Regions from separate parts of the Homo sapiens genome. Here region 2 is linked to region 1. Evidence: chromatin loops called from intact Hi-C (ENCODE). Cell type or tissue: GM12878. All regions are shown on one strand. Each heading gives the region's core, and the rest is flanking DNA. Links, peaks and the distances in the headings are about the cores only. Region 1 overlaps HIPK3 (homeodomain interacting protein kinase 3). Region 2 overlaps KIAA1549L (KIAA1549 like).

Region 1 (10,375 bases), core at 1,645-9,644:
GTCACTGTGCCAGGCCCAAAGTATATGAGATGATGTAAATGTGTAGTTATATGCAAATACTATGCCATTTTCTATCAGAGACTTGAGCATCTGTGGATTTTGGTGTACAAGAGGAGTCCTACAACCAATCCCCCACACATCCCGAGGGATGGCTGTACTTCCTCACCTGTTACCACGGGGGATTTGCAGTGCCCTTCTTCCCTGATGATTCTTTCCTCCCCACTTATATTAGACTAGGGCATGCAAATTCTTTTGGCTAATGGCATGTGACAGAGATGACAATGTGCCAGTTTCATTCATAAGCTTTAAGAACCATTTCAAGATTCAACTCTGCATCTTTTCCCTCTTCCAATAAGAAAGCATGTCCAATATTTTTTACTCTTTCAGTCAGAATCCTAAAATAAAGAAGGCCCATGGAGCATATGTGACCTGCAGACAGAAGCAGAGCTGCCACCAATCTGGGAGCAACATGTAACAAGGGAAAAAGATAAGCCTGTGCTGGTTTGGGGTACTAAGATTTTGGGGATCATTGTTACTGCAGTATAACCTATTGAAAGCTGACAATCAGATTCTGTCAGCTATTAATGAAAGAAATAAGGCTGGGAAGGAAAGAGAAGAGCTCAAACAAATGTTTCACTTTTTAAAAGTTATTAAATTTTCAAATATATCGTCTTGATGGATACCAAGAAGATATAGAATAAGGTTATAGGCTTATTGTAACCCTTTAGATTATTTGAATGCAGTTATCAGGGGAGTTTAAAGAATATGAGCCTTGAAATGATAGCTCTGGCTATGCCATTCTTCCTGGGAACTTAAACAAGCCACAGCCCCCTTGCTTAACATAAATGGGAAATACCAGATGCTTCATGAGGTTCTGCAGTGCTGTGCTAAATCTCGCTTGTGCCAGCTTGTGAGAGCCAATTGTTAAATTTACAGGAATTTTATGAAGCCGTTGTTAAACACAGTCATCATTAAAAATTCAATTACATAAAGTTACAATTAAATTATGTTAAAAGCAAAGGTAAATACAGGGCAATCCTCACTTTACATGGATCCAGGATACACGAATTTTGGTTATCACCATTTAGTTAAATAATACCAGTCTGCCAACAACGCAGTTCAAATTTTAGTCACCACAGTATATTAGCTGTGAGTGATTGCATAAAGTACAAACTTCATTGCTAGCTCTTTGGTCCACAAATCACTTTGTAGGCAATAGATGTGCTTCATGATCAGTGACCAATCGCATCTCTTCTTTCAAAGACTGTCAGTGATGGAGCACTGCTCATCCGTCATTCAGTTCTTGCAGACAGCAAATTGTGTGGTTGTTTTACCTTCTTGTCCTCCAGTGACGAACCCACATGACATTTGACAAAAATGGATAGAATCAAAAGAGGCAGTTGACCAACAAAGATGAGGGTGCAGCAAAGAAATAAAAAGTGACAATGCTGGAAGTAAAATTTGACATAAATGTAAGTGGAATTGTAGAGGAAATAGCTCATTGTAGGAATGTTGACACACTGCTGTTCTAGAGTCTGTACAGGTGCAGCCAGAGGAACTCAGGGAAAGCAAACTTATCAACATAAATGAGCAAAGTGGCTCTGACAAAAAGAATGAAGATAGCCCAGAGAGGAAGTGATGCTGAAAAAGATTCACATTAGAGAAATTCTCAGAGATATTTCACGACATTCAGAGCACAGAGGATAAAATGTTGGAAGCTGATCCAAACTTGCAAAGGAGTATGACAATTTGCCAAGGTATAAAAAAGGTGAATCCTAAGTTATATGATAAGAAGAATGCAAACACCATTTAAACTACTGATACATTTTTTTGCAAAGAAATAAAACGCTTAACTCTCAATGCTTCTCATGTTTTTAATTGGTATGCTATATAAATATTAGCTTTTCTATTTTTTCATTTCCCTATACATTTACAACCAACAGTAAGAGACTTAGCAATGCTTTAACAAAAAAATAATGTTAAAGGTCATGGAACAATTGTAATTTTTCCCATTGATAAAGATCACATAGTCTGAGCTTCTATAGTCATTTTTATGGCCACACACTGCTGTCCAAAGTAAGGATGAGTTATACTCAAAACATATCACCTTTGAATAATTTTACTATTATCTGTGCTCTTGAAGTTATTTATGTCTATCTTATCTATGTTAAATGGTGCAAATCTCTTTCCAGCTCTGTGTTCAGCGACATTGTGCAGATAGCTTGAAATTGTTCTTGGTGGGAGCATTTACACCATGAAAATTGGCAAACACTACAAATCAGGGCTTGACTTATTGTTTTGTTGATCATCTAGACTTGAGAAAGTTATGGAGAAAATGTTAATGTGGACTATATTTAAATGTTTATCTTACCTATGGTTGTACATTGTTAATAACAAACAAAATATGGGGAAAAAAGGGAAAGCGTATTCTTCCAGTATTTGAAAATTATCGTCAGATAGAGCAAAGAATTCACTCATGTCATTGTTGAACAAGTGAAGTTCTAACATACGTCTTTGTTGTTTCCTTTTGGTCTTAAATGTAAAAGAAAACAATAACAAACACTGACATCAAAAGTATACTTGTTGATCAATACCATGAGCAACTTCTTGGCTAAATCAGGTAGTAATCAAGCATTTATTCATAGCCTGATTTTGTCAAATCATGGTAGAATTATAACCTTAAGTTGGAAGAATTATAACCTTAGGCTGGCTGTAAGTATATAAATAGATATACTGTACTATACTATACTATACTATACTATACTATACTATACTATATGTCTATCTATATACTCTTAGTATGTCTACAGCCAACTTAAGGTTTTACTTAAGTCTATACTTATAAGTATACTTATATGTCTGGTAAAACTCAACAAAAGCATTCTATGAGAACCAGTTGGCCATATGGAATTTATAATAAAGACTGTTGTATACTTTATTATCATTTATAAATTATGTGCTACCATTCTTTATATTCATGTAATTTATAACAAATTTATATAAATACATATGAATACCCCCTTACCCACCCAGCTAGTTGGTGAACATTTGCCAGCACTGCATTTTAGAGAATGTAATTAGGTGGGACTTTCACAGCTGTAGAGTCAAACAGGGACTGGAATTTCACCATTGCTTCTTTCTGTGTTATCTTTGTTTTGTTTTGATTTGCTTTGTTTTGTTTTGTTTGGAGTCTCACTCTGTCGCTCAGGCTGGAGTGCAGTGGCACGATCTCGGCTTACTGCAACCTCCACCTCCCAGGTTCAAGTGATTCTCCTGCCTCAGCCTCCCAAGTAGCTGGGATTACAGGCACGTGCCACTATGCCCAGCTGATTTTTTGTGTTTTTTAGTAGGGACGAAGTTTCACCATGTTGGTCAAGCTGGTCTCGAACTCCTGACCTCAGGTGATCCACCTGCCTCGGCTTCCCAAATTGCAGTGCTAGGATTACAGGCATGAGACACATCGCCCGGCCTCTTTCTGTGTTATCTTAAGTAAACTACTGAGCTTCTCTAAGCCTTTTCTTTTTCTGCAAAATAAAAAAAATAAAGAAGGATTTGTCACAAGAAGGGGTTGTTGTGAGAATAAGCCACATAAAAGGCTCTGGTACAATGTAGGTGTTGAATGTCTGTTACTCTTTTCCTCTTATCTTTTCCTTCCACTTCCAGCTGCCAAATCCTCTAAGTTTTATTTCCTTTGCTGGAGATAAAATGATCTACACGTTTTCGTACTACATCGCAGGTCTACCTGACAGCAGAGAAACGAATGGATGAATGGATGTCTTCCTTTGATTCCTTGATAAACCAGTCAGTCTAAGTAGTAATTTAAGAATTCATGGACGGTTGAAATCCTTTCTCACTTTTTCAAAATATATAAAAATTAGAAACAGAGCCGGCCGGGCACTGTGGCTCACGCCTGTAATCCCAGCACTTTGGGAGGCTGAGACGGGCGGATCAAGAGGTCAGGAGATCGAGACCACCCTGGCTAACACGGTGAAACCCCGTCTCTACTAAAAATACAAAAAAATTAGCCGGGCGTGGTGGCGGGCGCCTGTAGTCCCAGCTACTCGGGAGGCTGAGGCAGGAGAATGGCATGAACCCAGGAGGCGGAGGTTGCAGTGAGCCGAGATCACACCACTGCACTCCAGCCTGGGCGACAGAGCGAGATTCCGTCTCAAAGAAAAAAGAAAAAAGAAAAAAAGGAAAGGAAGGAAGGAAGGAAGACGAAAGAAAGAAAGAAAGAAAGAAAGAAAGAAAGAAAGAAAGAAAGAAAGAAAGAAAAAGAAAGAAAGAAAGAAAGAAAGAAAGAAAGAAAGAAAGAAAGGAAGGAAGGAAAGAGAGAGAGAGAGAGAAAGAAAGAAAGAAAAAGAAAGAAAGAAAGAAAAAGAAAAACTGAGCCAAGTGTGGTGGCTTATGCCTGTAATCCCAGCAATTTGGGAGGCCGAAGTGGGAGGATCACTTGAGCCCATGAGTTTGAGGCTACAGTGAGCTATGATTATGCCACTGCCCTCCAACCTAAGTGACAGAGAGACAGAAACATCGTCTCTAACAATAAAAATTACAAAATTAGACACTCCGACATAGCCTACACTGCTCATATTTCTGCTTTGCTATTTTCTTTAAAGTTATTATGAGACCAAACTTAAAAAAAAATTTATTAGGAAACTTCCCCCCCTGCTGGCCATAATACAACATAGCAATACTATATTGAACGGCATTACTAAACGTCAAACTGAAAATAAACTCAAAATAACTAATCTTGCAAACTGCCTACCCACAGACCAGCTCTGGCCTGAAGACAACTTGTGTTTGGTATACACCATGTCTAAAATAATTTTTTTAAAAAACTTTTGAATTAGTTGCCAATATCTGACATGCATATTTCTGTGTTTTCTCCAAAAAGTAGACATTGGTGCACATTTGGTCTGCCATCCTACTTGTGTTTCCTGATTACTTTGGGTGGGGCTTTGACTCTCCACTCGGCCAGTCCCCACTCAGTCTGCTTCATCTACTTATGGCATCTGCCCAGCCCTTGCTGCTTTTAAGTTTGCAACCCCAGGCTCTCTCAATTTGCCAATGAGTACACTGAAGCCCAAACTTGCTCAAAATCATACTACCTATAGTAGCAGCAAAGCAGATAATGAAATATGGGCCTCCTAAATTGCATTCAACAGATGTTTATTGATTTCATTCATCTATTTAACAAATGTTTTAGTGCTGACTGTGGCCAGGTACATAGCAAATGTCAAAGAAACAGAGTCTGCAGGATTAAAATGGCCTTTGTCTTTAGAGCTTACAGTTAGTGCAAAGAGCAGGTGGGCAAGGCAAGAAATATAATGAAAGTGATGAAACAAGGGATAAGGGAACTGTGGCGATGCTGCAGCACAGTTCCTGCTCTCACCTCAGCACCTGGTTCAAGTTCATCATCATCATTGAGAATACAAATATTACCAAGATTTTCTAAATAATGTCCTCAAACCCTAGGGCCCACATTGATTCAACATTCACTGGGCACAAGTGCTAAATACTAGAGAAAGAGTAGTAAATGCTGCATTTACTACATTACTTCTCCCAAGCATGCCCTCTAAAATAGTCACTCATTCATCTCCCTGTTCATCCTGCCTTCGGAATTACCATCTGCAATCAGTGTGCTAGGCTAAGAGGGACTCAAGATCAGTAAGATCCATGGAGTGTGCAGTAGTTGCTGGGCAAGCCACATCTCTGCAAAAATAGGAATCAGACATACCCTTAAGTAATGGAGACATGGGATTAAAGCTAAACTAAGAGAAGAGCAAAAACGAATCATGACACCACGATTAAACACCCATGACATCCATGACTGGGAAGTAGTACAAGACAAAGGGATTAGTTTTGTGCCTGACCTGTAAAAATTACTCTGAGTTCTTTGAAACCTGGGCTTTTTGTTGAAATGGCTGATTTCAGATCTGAGGCAGAAAAGGTACAAGGTGAGCCCAAGACATTCTTTTGGGCCAGAAAGCAAGGGAACATTCAGACAAATGTGGTGATGTCAAAAAGATTCAGGGGTCTTGAAGATAATTGGTCACTTTAACCTACTGAATAAAGCAAAATCCATGAACCCATAGTGATGACAGAAAAACAGAGAGCGAGAGAGCTTGTGTACAGGGAGAAAGCCTGTTTTTACAGAAAGATGCCAGGTCATGAATGTATTTAAGAGAAGGAATCATAGAGTTGAAAATCACTATTTTTGCAATCCCCAGTGTAATAGATTCAGACAGCAATCATTAATGGATGCTAAAAACACCGAGTAAAATGTTATTGATACTTTCAAAGTATCACCCCACCAATGACAGTGGAGAGATTTGCCAGTCATCACTCTTTAACTGTCATCCCTGATAGTGAACAACCTGACGTGACACAATGACGCAACTCCTATAATTACCTTTGCACATGAACACCGAATTAAGGCATTAGAACCAGCCTCTACTTTACAGAAAATAGAGATGAGCCAATTAGGACAAATGAACAATCAGACAAATCCAGAATGTACAATATTCTAGCCTGAACTTGTGGCTCATGCCTGTAATCCCAGCACTTTGGGAAGCCGAGGTGGGTGGATCATTTGAGGTCAGGAGTTCAAGACCAGCCTGGCCAACATGGTGAAACCCCATCTCTACTAAAAATAAAAAAATTAGCTGGGCATGGTGATGGGGGCCTGTAATCCAAGCAACTCTGGAGGCTGAGGCAGGAGAATTGCTTGAACCCAGAAGGCGGAGGTTGCAGTGAGCTGAGATCACACCACTGCACTCCAGCCTGGGTGTCAGAGTGAGACTCCATCTCAAAAAAAAAAAAAAAAAAAAAGATGGGGGATGGATGGGGGACTGTTCTGAATTAAAAGTAGTCAGAGACATGCCATAGCCAAGGGCAATGGGTAAATCTTAATTGGCTGGTGGAGTAGGGGGAAAATAGCTACTTGTTTCAAGACATTCTTGACTATGTCTATTTGACTATGTCTAATTTGACTATGGACTGAAAACTAGATAAATGTTAGAGAATTGTTAACTTTGCTAGATGTTATAAGGTCTCATGGTTAGTTGAAAACGTCATTATTCTTACAGATGCATGCTTAAGTATTTTGGAGCAAAGTATGATTAACCAGAAATGGCTCAATTTAAAAACTACACATAAACAAGCTGGGCGCGGTGGCTCATGCCTGTAATCCCAGCACTTTGGGAGGCTGAGGCAGGTGGATCATTTGAGGTCAAGAGTTCAAGACCAGCCTGGCCAACATGGTGAAACCCCATCTCTACTAAAAACAAAAAAATTACCTGGTGTGGTGGCACGCACCTGTAGTCCCAGCTACTTGGGAGGCCGAGGCAGGAGAATTGCTTGAACCTGGGAGGTGGAGGTTGCAGTGAGCCGAAATGGTGCCACTGCATTCCACCCTGGGCGACAGAGCAAGACTCCATCTCAAAATAATTAATTAATTAAATAAAATAAAAACTACACATAAACATACAAAGCTAATGAGGCCAATGTCAGCTGATGAATCTAGGTGAAGGTTATGTGTGTATTCACTGTACTACTCTCTTTTTCTTGTTTGTATTTTTTAATAAAAAAATAGAAGTATAGAAATTCTACATGAGAAAAAAAGTTGAGTTCTTTGGATTCTCCAGTCACTGAAGAAACAAGCAACTATTAGAATAAATCTGATCACTTTTGAATTTTGCATTTTGGCATTCAAATGTTTGTGCAGTTTGTAAAACATGCAAAATGCCTATAAATTCAATGCTATAGATTGAAGTAGCAAATATCTGTATCTGAAGTTGCTTACATGTACATTAACTATCTGAAAACATACATTTTTATGTTTTAAAAAATCTATTTTTCTGAATTAGCCAAGCATATTGTAACCATGTATTATATTTACAATGGGGTAATATGAAACATTAACATCTGACTTTTCTACTTCAAATAACCACACTTCTAATTAGGTGTTAAGTGTAGTTTCTCAATTACCATTAAGTAAAAATTTGACACAAAAATTAACATGAAACGGACAACTGACTTAATAAAAGCTAAAACTATAAAACTCCTAGAAGAAAACAAAGGAGAAAGTATTTGAAACTTAGTGATAGGCAAAAATGTCTTAGGACACAAAAAGCACAAACCATGAAAGAAAACATTGATAAGATGGACTTGAACAAAATCCAAAACTTTCGCTCTTCCTAACGCCCTGTTAAGAAACTAAAAGGGTAAGTCACAGACTGGGAGACTATATTGCTAATACAAACCTCTTAACAAAATATTGTTATTCATCCCTCTCACCTAGACTACTTCAGCAACCTCCTACCTGGTCTTCCGACTCCCACCCTGGCCCTGCAATCTATTCTTCATTCAACAGCCAGACTGATCTTTAAGTTAGGTCATACTGTTTGCCTGCTTAAAATCATCCCATGGCCTCCTACAATATATGGAATTAAATCTACACTCCAATCTTTGGCAAAAAGCCTGCATGCCCACTCTTACAGTTGCATTTTCTATCTCTTGCCACCCACTCAAACACTATGCTCTGGCCATAATGGCCACTTCCTATTTTGCTCATATTAAAAGCTTAACTTGCTGCTCCGTCTGCCAGATATTCTTTCTTTGCATGCCTGACCAGCATTCTCCTTGTCACAGCTCAAGTGTCACCTCACTGAGGCATTCCCTGACATGACCTCTCCAGTCACCCTATCCCCGTACCGTCTTCTTTACTTACCCTACCTGAATCTTACTTTAGTCTTCTCCCCTGGAAAAAGGTTAAATCCATAAGAGCAAAAGGACCTCTGTTTTGTCCATTGGTACATGCCCCGTGTATAGTGCTTGAAACATAGTAGATGCTTCAAGGTTTTTTAAATGACTCATGATGTACCCACTATATGCCAGGCACTGTGCTGGGTAGTTACTGGCTGAATGGTTTAAATGTGTTGCTCAAAGCCCTTTTTTCATCCTATTACCCTGTTTCAGAGAAAAAAAATTTATATTCCTAGATCTATTTAAATAGCTGAATGCTTCTTAGTATTTTTTTCAAGAGGCTAATTTACTTTCAAGTAAATTGCAAAATCTGAATTTCATCTCTATGTACGATCAGTGCTTTGACCTAAATGAAAATGTTCATGTTATTTTGAAAAACTCACCCTCAAAAGAATGACTAAAACAAAAGAAACAAAAAATAATGTGTTAGTGAGGACATAAAGCAACTAGAACTCTCATACATTGCTAATAAGTGTACATTAACTACTTTGGAATAGTGTTTGGCAGTATCTGTATACACCCTATGTCCTAGTAATGCACGTCTACATATATACCCAAAGGAAATGCATGCATATGTTCACCAAGAGATATGGACAAAACATTCATGGCAGCCCTATTCATAATAGCCAGGAGGTAGAAACTATTCAGATGTCAAATGTCCATCAACAAAATAGTTCTGTATACACACAAAGGATTACTATACAGCAATGAGTATAAATGAACTACACACAACATGGATGTATCTTATAAATGTTTAACAAAAAATAGCCAGATGCCAAAGAATGCATATATGTTATACTTCAATTAAACATTGATAGGGGAAGGCAGAAATTGAAAATACGTATTCTCACTATTGTGTTCTGGGGGAGTGCTCCCCTAGAAACTTTCCAACTGAGGTTCCTTGAAAGTTAGATCCTTGAATTATGAGGTGTTGGTATTTTAGGATGTAAGCTGGCCTACTACAATCACATTCTTTCGAAGTCATATGTTTTAAGTATTAAAGATACATGTGAATTCCCTATTCATCCACACATATTGAACAGAAATTATTTCTCTCAAAAAATATTTGCGGAAACTTAATATTGAAGGAAAATGGGACAGGGTCATCTTATGGTTGCAGGTAGTCCGGGTACACTGCCTCAGACTTCGGTTTTAAAAGAACTGATAGAAAGTAGATTAGTTATGGTTTGATATCCTGGTGTGTATCTCAGATTCCAACTCATTGACAATGTGACTTTGTGCAAGTTCCCTAAACATTCTGCAGCTATGCCCTCATTTGTGTAACAAAGATAATAATACCTATCTCACAAGGTGGCTTTGAGAGTTAAATAAGATGATGTAAGTTATTAATAGATACTCAATATTGTTAACCTCTCCCTTCCCTACCCTGTAAGGAGTATTGGGGTGGAAAAAAAGTCAACAAGCTGTTTGCTGCAATATATATATTTTAATTCAAAGTGAATCGACAGTAATACACCATAAATTCTTATTTTGACACTCACCAAAATAGTCACCTGGAAAACCCGCTTTTTGTGACAAAGTACAGAAGGCTTGGTCACATTTAAATCACTGAGAACTAGAGAGAAATACTATCGCAAACCGTAAT
Region 2 (10,375 bases), core at 1,418-9,417, 120 kb before region 1:
TATGTCTCTTATGAAAATACCAGGAAACACTGAAAATTTTAAATCATGAATAATCAGAGCTTGTCTTAGTCATATAAATCTAGTATAACTTTTTAAAAACTACTTTATAATGTATAGCAACAGGTGCTGTGGCTCACACCTGCAATCCTAGCACTTTAGGAGGTGAGGCGGGTGGATAACTTGAAGTCAGGAGTTCAAAACCAGCCTGGCCAACATGATGAAACCCCATCTCTACTAAAAACACACAAATTAGCCAGGTATGGTGGCACGTGCCTATAATCCCAGCTACCCAGGAGGCTGAGGCAGGAGAATCACTGGAACCTGGAAAGTGGAGGCAGCAGTGAGGGCCAAGATCATGCCACCGCACTCCAGCCTGGGCGACAGAGTGACTCAGTCTCAAAAAAAAAAAAAAAAAAGTATAGCATATGCAAAGATAGCTCTTAGATACACGTAATTGTTAAATATGTGCCAAAAGGAACCGAGTAAAATTCAGCATTAATTTTTAATTAATTTTCCCAAAAAAGGTGCAGATTTTCTGTCTTAACCTGGGGGAAAGGTTAAACATACTTATCAGTTTTATAGTCACTGGGGGGAAAAAACAACAATGTCCCATTGTCACCACCTCTATTTAACCTAGCTCTAGAAATTCCAGCAGATAACTATTCAAGAAAAAAAAAGTATAAAAATTGTGAAGAAAAAAATAGAAGTGTCAGTATTTCAAGATGACGTGGTTATAGTCCTAGAAAATTCAAGAAAATTAACCAGAGAATGACTTGCTCAAAATTGAGGGTATAAAATAATCCTCAAAAATCAATAACCTTTGCTTACACTAGTGCCAGACAGCACAAAGAAAAAAAATCCAGGAAAAAAATGCTATTTGAAATAGTAATACAAAACATTAAATATCTGCATATTCATTTCACTTAAGACACACATGACTTAGGGAAAGTTATAAAACTCTGTTAAGAGAAATAAGGAAAACCTGAATAGTGTGATGCTTTCTGCTCCAAGGGCAAATTTCTAACTTGCTCTGAGAGAAAGAGGAGGCAGAAGGAGAACTGAGAATTACAGGGAACATGGGATGAGCCCATGGGCTTAAAAGGTGCAGTTAAGAGCATAATCCTCGTTCAGGTGGTAGAGATGCAAACATGTCCAATGTAGACTTATAAATTAATCCAATATCATTAAGGTCTATTGGAACACTTTCTAGAGTGAGACAAGCACACAGTGAAATTTACTCAGAGGAATAAGGAATAACAGAGACTTCTTTTTTAAAAAGTGAGGGTGGGTCTGTCCTACTGGACTGCAAATTATAAAGCTGCAGTTATTGAACGTACGTGGAGCTGTATTAAAAGCAAGCATCCCTGGGCTGGTATATATTCCAGAAACAAAATTCAAGCTATTAAAGGAACGTAATAAATGACATATCAGGAGTAACACAAAAGTGGAAAAGAGAACTACTGTTAAATGCCAACTTAAATAAAAAATGATTTATTGCACTTTAGGTCCTGGTGACACAAAATAACTTTTAAACCAGGCAACAATTTATGCATTAAAACTATCTAATTTGTATTAAAAGTGAAAAATTTCCAGTTTACCTATAGAACAAACTTCTACATGTACCACTAGCCTAAAATAAAAGTTTAACAAAAGTGAAAATGAGATAGCATTCTTACTACTGAAGAGATAAAAAAGAGCAATGCCTTGAGAAATAAATAAATAGTAATATCAAAATACGACAAACATAATTGATGAAAGTTTTACTACTCAAAGTAGCACATGTAAAGAACTGATATAAATATATACAAAAAGCCCAGATGCTATTCATTAAGTGGGCCACAGAAGAATGGTCCACTTAGCCCAAAGGAAGTCTAAACGAGAAAAAAATACAGAAATGCACTATTCCTAGCCATTAAAGAAAAACAAGCCAAAGCAACTTTAAACTACCACTGAACACATTAAACTAAAATAAGTACAAATAGTAAAATTCAATGTTGACACAGTTCTATGGGAAAAAAATGTGAGTTGCTAATGGTAGATTTAGCGGAGGGTGGAGATGGCATCATGTCCCTTAAGCAGCAGCTAAATCTGACTCCTACATCCACGTGATGTCCTAGGAGGGAGCTGGGCTTCTGATGGGGGTGACACATGGCTGCTAGGAAACTAAGCCATAAGGCCCCCAGCCTTGGCAAACAGTGGCAGTCTCACTGCAGAGTTTGGCACAAAGACTGCAAAGAGTCTGGCACAAACGGAGAATAGGAAAACCACTAACTTTCAAATGGCCCACCAGGACTTGGGTGATGAGCTTCTTGCAGTGTCTATGTGGACTGAAGACCAGAGATCCTTCCCCAAAATTTCTGGTAACCCCTTGTAGCTTTGTTACAACCTTAGGGATACAAATCACCATCCCAAACACACAGTTACCATATAACCCATGAATTACACTTCTAAAAGTATACACCAAAGAGAAATGAAAACATCCATCCACACAAAAACTTGTACACGAGTGTTCACAGCGGCATTATTCCTAGCAGCCAAAAGAATCCATTCACTCATGAACGAGCAAATAAAGTAAAGCCCATCTATACAATTGAGTATTATCCAGCCATAAAAAGGAATGAAGTTCTGATACATGCTACAGCACGGCTGAGCCCTGCAAACCTTATACTAAGTGAAAGAAGCCAATCAAATAGGCAAATCCACAGAGATAGAAAGGAGATTGGCGGTTGCCTGGGGCTGAGAGAGTTGGAGGAAAAAGGAGAGTACAGGGTTTCTTTTGGGGAAGAGGAAAATGTTCTAAAATTGATTGTGGAAATGAACTTGTAATTTGAATATACTAAGTCACTGAATTACACACTTTAAACGGGTGAGCTGTATTGTATTTGGGTTATATCTCAACAAAGCTATTTTAAGCACGCGTGCACACACACACACACACACAATCATTAATATGAACCTCCCTCCAACTCTGATACATGGAGGCTTGAAGCCAAATTTAACTTGATTTAGGAAAACAAGCTAATAGGCTGTCTCTTACAGCTCAGTCTTTCAAAACAAGTTTCTGCGTGTTAAACATACCACAGTTTTTAAATGGAGACCCTAAGGAAAGCTCTGAGCCTCTCTTCTGCTACCTTGCTTGGTCCTGAGAGTCCTGCCTTTTCTTCTTTCTTTTCTTCCCTTTTAAAATCTGTTTCTCAATCAAAAATGTGCCCGGCATTGGCTCCTGTTTTCCCTCCCAACAATTCTGCTAAAAACGCACCCCTCAATTCAATTTCCAGACCTAGGGTGACGCTCTTAACAACAGAAAAGGTTTGAGAATCACAAGCTCTGTCTCTTTAATTCCAATATAACAGAAAGCCTTCTCTTATTCTCCGATGCCACTTTCATTTCAGATTTTCTAATTCAACTTTTAAATTTCCCACTGATTTTCCATTCTTGGCACTTCTTCCCCTTTCTCTTTGGCACAGCCACTTCAAGGGCCAGCTTGTCATCTGTGCAGCCCAGACCTCCTGCCCACTGTTGCCTTATATTTTGGTTGGCTATTCATTTTACCCTTTGCCAACCTCTTCTAACTTGGATGTCCCCCAGTTCCCTCCCTCGACAAACCATTTGTAAATTTCACATTCTGGCTTTTCTTCCTAACGCTGGCCAATCACAGATGAAGGAAGGCCAGGTGGCAGCTCCCAGGTGGCATGAGTGTCACTTGAATGCCCTCTGGCCTTGCCTCAGCCTCTCCTTGTTGCTACAAGTGCAGCTGAAGGCACCTAGCCCAGGAACCCCCAGCTCAGTCCAGCAAATCCATAGAAAGCTTCCACTTCCATGATCTCAGCTTTACCTCTTGTCTACCCTAACAAAGGCAAAGAGGATAAAAACATAATGAGCACTGGTGAAAAAATATCTGAAGATATGCAGATCTGTATATATCCCATATATGTCTTCATCTCCTTTGGATTCAAATTCTGGCTCTACCATTTACTAACTGAGTAACCTTAGGGGCAACATGCCCAAGTCTGAGCTTCCTCATTTGTGAAAATGAGGATAATAATAGCACCTGTGGCTGGGCATGGTGGCTGACACCTGTAATCCCAGCACTTTGGGAGGCCAAGGCAGGTGGATCACGAGGTCAAGAGATCGAGACCATCCTGGCCAACATGGTGAAAGGCAGAGGTTGCAGTGAGCCGAGATCGTGCCACTGCGCTCCAGCCTGGCCACAGAGCAAGACTCCGTCTAAAATCATAATAATAATAATTTAAAAAAATAATAGCACCTCCTCAGAAATATTTTGAGGATTAAATGAGATAGTTCAAGTGAAGGGCTTGAACTGTGACCACTCTATCTGTCCATATAAAGCAAAATCATGGCTTACTGTTTACATGAAGGACAACATAAAAATCAGATGGAAAAAAATGCTATTCCTATCTGTGACCAGCTCTTTAAAAGGACAGAAATGGAGAACTCCTCCCTTGTTGCTATGCAGCCTTCTGCAGGCGGAGCCCATCAGCTCTGAAATCCGCTCCATGTGGTTATAACAGCTCTGCAGAGCTTGAAAAAACCTCTTTCGCTCTGTTCCTCCCCCAACGGGTTCAGGCCAATCTGTGTTTTCCCCAAGACAAAACTGCAATCCCTGCAAGACATAGCTTTGCAGAAACCTTTGCCCGTCTGGGGGGCTTGCAAAGCCAGGCATGCTTGTCAGGCTAGAACAAAACTTGCCTCTGTGAGTTCTGTTAGCATGGCTTCTGCTGGCAGCTGCTGCTGCAGGACTGCAGGTGGTGGTGCAATCGATACCATGTCATCAGTGAGTTCAAGGTCAGGTGAATCTGCATACCACAGAAGACAATGATTTTAATGTCGCTAGGTTGGTTCCCCTGTCCTGCCCTTTTACTGTAGGGGAAGTAAATATCAGAGAAACACTCAAGCCTTTCCCTTTTATGTGACAAGCCAACACCCCCTCTGGCTGGACCATAAGCCTTCTGTCTAAATGTAGCTGGACCTCTTGTCTTACCTGTAGTTCACAGGTCTCCACCTATTTTAGTACAGCAGGTGCTCTGTGCCTCTGGGGCTGTTCCTTGGGTCTATGAACTTGGACAAAACGTAAGTGGTTTCCCACAGTGGTGTGTGTGTGTGTGTGTGTATGCATCTGTGCATTCAGCAGACATTTATTAAGCACCATGGTAGATCAGACACTGTGCTGGGTGACAGAAACATAAAGACAAATTATACAGTCCTTCGAGGAGCTCACAGTTCTAGGAAGTGAGGGTGGGAGCAAGTAACTGACAATCCCAAGAGGGGAGGATGTGCTCAGACAAAGCCATCTAAAGAGATCACCCAATATGAGCACTTTGACCAGCACCCAGTGATTCCCAAAGCAAATGGCACCTTAACAAGGCTGGAAAAGTGAGCAAGAGTTAACCGAAGAGAACCACATGCAAAGGGGGGTAGTGTCGTGTGTGTGTGTGTGTGTGTGTTTGTGTGTGTGTGCGTGCACCTGCGTGGCACTCCACCACAGATTATTCATCACAGTGCCTTTCTAAAAACCCTACATTAAATATCTTACATCTTGAAATTTATTGTGTTCCATCCCATTGGGCAGAAGGTCAGAGAGAACATTTCTGTGAGTCATACCTCACTGGATTTCTACATCTTGTTAAGCGTTCACTTTTTCTGAAGTATCAGAGACAGACTTCTCAGCTCCCCACCCAGTGTTCCAAAAGTGGTGGGGGGCATTCTACCCAGGTAGAAACACCTCCTCCTCCTCGGGCTCAGGCCACACCAAGAAGGCTCCAGGGAGACTCCTCTGGAGAAGCAGGCTGACTTAGCTCTATTCTTAACTGACACAGCTCTGCTACTACTGAATAACAACCTTCTTGCATAGATACTGAAGTGTTACTGCCTTTGGCCTGATCAAGCACTGACCATGAGTTGCCAGAACTTCAGTCTGGGGGTCAGCCCTCTAGGCTCCAGTTTACTGGCTTGATTCATTCATTCACTCAATCACTTATTTGTTGAACTCCCAACTGTGCCTAATACTCTTACAGGTGCCAGAGATACAGAACCAAACAAAACGCACAAAGCCTACATTCTAATGAAAGAGACATACAATAGACATTAGTAAATAAACGAGAGATGTTCAAGTAGGAATAGGTTTTGTGAAAAAGCAAAGATAAGACAGGGTAACGTGTTTCAGTGTGACGTTAGGAGAGTTTATTTGTAATAGGGTGCACATTTTTGTGCCCCTCTAAGGGGACAACTGAGCTGAGACCTGAATGATGAGCAGGAGCTGGGAGGTTGGGGGCAATGCGCTTGGAAGAAGGAACTGCAAGGTTCTGAAAGAATGGTGAGCTTGAGAATTCCAGGGATAGCAGCTGAAGTGTAGGAGCTACGAAGAGAGGTGAGAGAGGCCAGGACAGGTAGGTGCCAGTAGGCTACTGTATGGAGTTCAGACTTTAAGTACAATGGGAATCCTTTGAAGAGTTTTAAGCAAAATGGTGACACTATCTGACCTTTGTTGTTTAAAGACTGCTGTATCAAAACTGCTCTGGATTCTGGGCGTCTAGCATCTACTAGTTCCTCCTCTTCTTGGATAACCTCTTTGAATTTGACCCGTGGCTTATAAGCTTGAGGCTTCTCTAGTTCAACATCTGGCACCAGCCTCTGGGCTGACCACAGAGAGAGATGGAGGTGAGCTTCGCCAATGAGCACACACCCCCATTCATTCATCTCGATGTCTTATTCCCTAATCAGCATGGCCTATGCACTCATTAGCCAAGTCCCTGATTACAGAGTAAACTTGTCTTTCAACAAAACTGCAGATTCTTGTTCCCTTCAAAGCTGCCTTGGCAGTTTGCCAATTTCAGCACAGTAATAGATTTCCTGAGAAGCATTCAAACTTGCCGTCTCTCCCACGGGCTATTGCCCAGACCAGTTGTGTGGAGTTTCCAGGTTTTAAAAGATCATGTGTGTGATCTACAGCCAAGCTTCTCAAGCAGGGATGGGCACATGTGAGGGTTTACTGAAGGATACTAATGTGACCAGGCCCACCCCAGATTTAATGAATCCCAACCTGGGGGGAGTTGGGTGGGGGGCAGGCGGGAGAGAGACTATATTTTTGTTTGTTTTAATTTTTGAGATGGAGTCTCAGTCTCACTCTGTCACCCAGGCTGAAGTACAGTGGCACAATCACAGTTCACTGCAGCCTTGATCTCCTGAGCTCAAGTGATCCTCCTGCCTCAGCCTTCTGAGCAGCTGGGACCATAGATGTGCACCACGTCTAGCTAATTTTTTTTTTTTTTTGAGAGAGCGAGATGAGGGTCTTGCTATATTGCCCAGAATGGTGTCAAACTCCTGGGCTCAAGTGATCCTCCTGCCTCTGCCTCCTAAGGTGCTGGGATTACAGGCATGAGCCGCTGCACCTGGCCTTTTTTTTTTTTAAAGAGACAGGATCTCACTCTGTCACCTGACTGGAGTACACTGGCATGATTATAGCTTACTATAACCTCGAACTCCTGGGCTCAAACGATCCTCCCACCTCAGATTTCCAAAGCCCTGGGATTATAGACGTGAGCCACTATGCCTGGCCAAAAACATATTTTTTGAAAAGTTCATTAGTCAAATCTGATATGCACTTTTGTTTAAGAGCCATTAAACGGAGAAGAAACAGGCTATATTTACAAGCTCACCACTGCAAATTCTTTTCTAGAACAAGGCTAAGTAAAAAATGAATAAATATGCATCCATACACTAGCAGCCACAGTACCAGAAGAGGCAAAACTACCTCCAGCTTCTATGAATCAGGGCTCCATAAGAAAGAAAAGACGAGGTGAGGAATTGGGTGTTAGGGGCATATACAGCTCTGGCCCCCTCTGCTCAGAAAGTCATTGCAGGAGAATGAGAAGCTCCCTCTTTTGCACACTCGCTGCTTTAAATGTTCACAGCTCCGCAGCAGCAACCAGCAAACCCACACACCCAGAGTTCTCAACACCATATTCCCTGAAGATACATATTCTGCAAGGCTTTCAATTCCCTTGGATATTCCCGTGTGAGTTTAAAATATTGCAGCCCTCCTTAATTAACAAAAAAAGTCTATAACACCAAATAATTAGAATTCCTCCACCATTCCTCACGCTGGAGTGTTTATGAAGATGACAGGCCCTCGCCTGGAAAAAGCAGAACCAAAATAAACTGAGCAGCAATTAGGCTGCAGCCATTTCGTTTGGCAGGTGTTTATTGGGTACCTACTGGGTGCCAGTTTCTATGCAGTACTCTTTGCTGATGCCATTTCATTTAATCCTCCAACCCACTTCCCAAAGTGGCTATTATCATTATCTCTCTTTTACAAATGAGGAAGTTAGGAGCCCAAGGGGCAGTTAAAGGGCTTCCCCAAGGCATAGCATTAGTGCCAGGATAGAGAGTTGAACCCAGGCTTGAGTCTAAAGTGGGTGCTCTTTCTCTCAGTCTCTTAGAATCGCATATTGTCAGGCATTGTCACACATGTGATTCTAAGACAGCGAGAGAAAGAGCTCTGTGGAACTTAAAGATGAATTGGCCTTGCATCCCTGCCCTCAAGTTGCTCACAGAAGAGCAACGAGCAAGGGAAAGGTTATATAACTAAAGTGTACGACTGAATGTGATCAATGCTGCATAATGAAAGATATGAGCTCTGGAATCACGGAGGTGGGGCAAAGTAAGTCCAATTCAGGGCAAATTTAAGGCTTCACAAGCCAGATGACATCTGATATAGTTTGGGTGTTTGTCCCCTGTAAATCTCATGTTGAAATGTAATTTTCGATGTTGGAGGTGGGGCCTGGTGGGAGGTGTTTTGGTCATGGCAGAGGATCACTCATGAATGGCTTGGTGCCCTCCATATGGTAATGAGTGAATTCTAGCTCTGAGTGCAGGAGACAGCTGGTTGTTTAAAGAGCCTGCCACCTTCTCCCTCTCTCTCTTGCTCCTACTCTTTCCATGTGAGATGCTGGTGCACTTTCCCTTCCTCCATGATAGAAGGCTTCTTGAGGCCCTCACCAGAAGCAGATGCTGGAGCCATGCTTGTACAGCCCGCAGAACCAAGAGCCAATCAAACCTCTTTTCCTTATAAATTATTCCACCTCAGGTATCCCTTTATAGTAACACAAAAACAGATTTTTTTTAATCTGTTTTTAAAATACAGCATCTTAGGACTTCCCAGAAGGGAGTAGGATTTGACCAGTGGAGAAGATAGGAAAGGTTATTCTAGATAAAGGATATAAAATTAGCCAAGAGGGGAGAATGAGGAAAATGGTCAGGGAATGGGGACTAATCTAATATGACTCGAAGGGAACGTGCATATGAGACCAAATGGTGGAGAGCCTTTGAATGCCATGCTCGGAAGCGGAGAACACAGTCTTTAGGCAAAGGACACTATAGTAGGCTGCTTGGCAAAGGAATGAGATTATAAGACAGGGCCTTTGAGAAGGTAACTATAATTAGGCCACTTTAAACTGCTGATAGTTCCTCTCACCAATGAGCCTTCACGCGTGTCTTTCTCTCTTCCTCCTTTCAATGTCCTGACAACTCCTATGCAACCTCTAAGACTTGTCTTGGACATCACCTCCTCCAGGAAGTATCCCCTGTTCGCCCAAGATTGGGTCAGATGCCCCTCCTAGGTGCTTCTTCAGCACCTGGGTTTGACCCTACAGTACTTAATACTCTACATTAAAATTTCCACTTGCCTCCTCCTTTCCCACTAGACGGAAGCTCTTTGAAGGTAGGGACTATGGTTATTCATCTTTAATTTCCCCAAATCCCTGATTTTGGGGGTACCCTAATAGCCATTCAATAACTATTTGATGGATTAACATGAACAAGCATCAGAAAAGCCCCAAACAGACACTACAGCCACAGCCATCCAAGTCTGAAGTACAGACACAATTTGATTTATTTGTTCTTTCACTCTTCCAACAAATGTTTCTTGTGACCCTATTTGAGACCCTGCACTGGGCTCTGGGTTTGGTCACTACAGGGTGGCTGCCTTCAAAGCAGCCCCTACTCATGTTCCTGGTCACACATTGGAAGCTGGAGCACCAAGTCCAGAGAAAGCCCTGTTTCTCAAACTGGAAACAGCCTGGAGGTAAGTAGAAGCATGGTAGGAAATGAGGGAAGCTGCAGCAACTAGTAAGGTGAATCTCTCCAAAGTACTGATTTTACTTATTAGATTTTGCAGCATGAGAAACATGGATATAATACGGACTGTGGTGCAGAATGTGCACAATTTTAAGATAAAAAATGAGACCTGAAAGAAATTTTTGACATGCAGTCAGCAACTATTTCAGGCTATACCTACTGACTTCTCCAGTCTGAGATCCTTCTCTGTTCTTGGGCTCCTGAACAGAGACAGGAGCCT

Evidence for each region. A loop is a pair of places that touch in the nucleus more often than their neighbours do. Peaks named below come from ENCODE experiments on the same cell type or tissue, not always from the same donor. Only the 100,000 strongest peaks of a DNase experiment are listed, where the experiment ranks them.
Region 2: a loop joins it to region 1, with 2.3 times the contacts of the local background. A loop is called at or near these places in 2 of 110 quality-filtered maps.

Annotation. Positions count from the first base shown.
Region 1 is chr11:33,356,845-33,367,219 of GRCh38, reverse strand. HIPK3 (homeodomain interacting protein kinase 3) reads right to left here. Exons shown (of 17, transcript NM_005734.5): 17 at 10,197-10,375. Among named protein-coding and RNA genes, the nearest start is that of KIAA1549L, 14 kb to the left of the region's middle. In GM12878, for the core only: a CTCF peak has its summit at 4,681 (motif pointing left); a DNase peak (open chromatin) is centred at 4,628.
Region 2 is chr11:33,472,611-33,482,985 of GRCh38, reverse strand. The region is part of intron 1 of KIAA1549L (KIAA1549 like); the gene reads right to left. Among named protein-coding and RNA genes, the nearest start is that of KIAA1549L, 100 kb to the right of the region's middle. RefSeq lists an enhancer at 4,551-4,840. In GM12878, for the core only: no CTCF peak of the experiment used is centred there; a DNase peak (open chromatin) is centred at 4,845.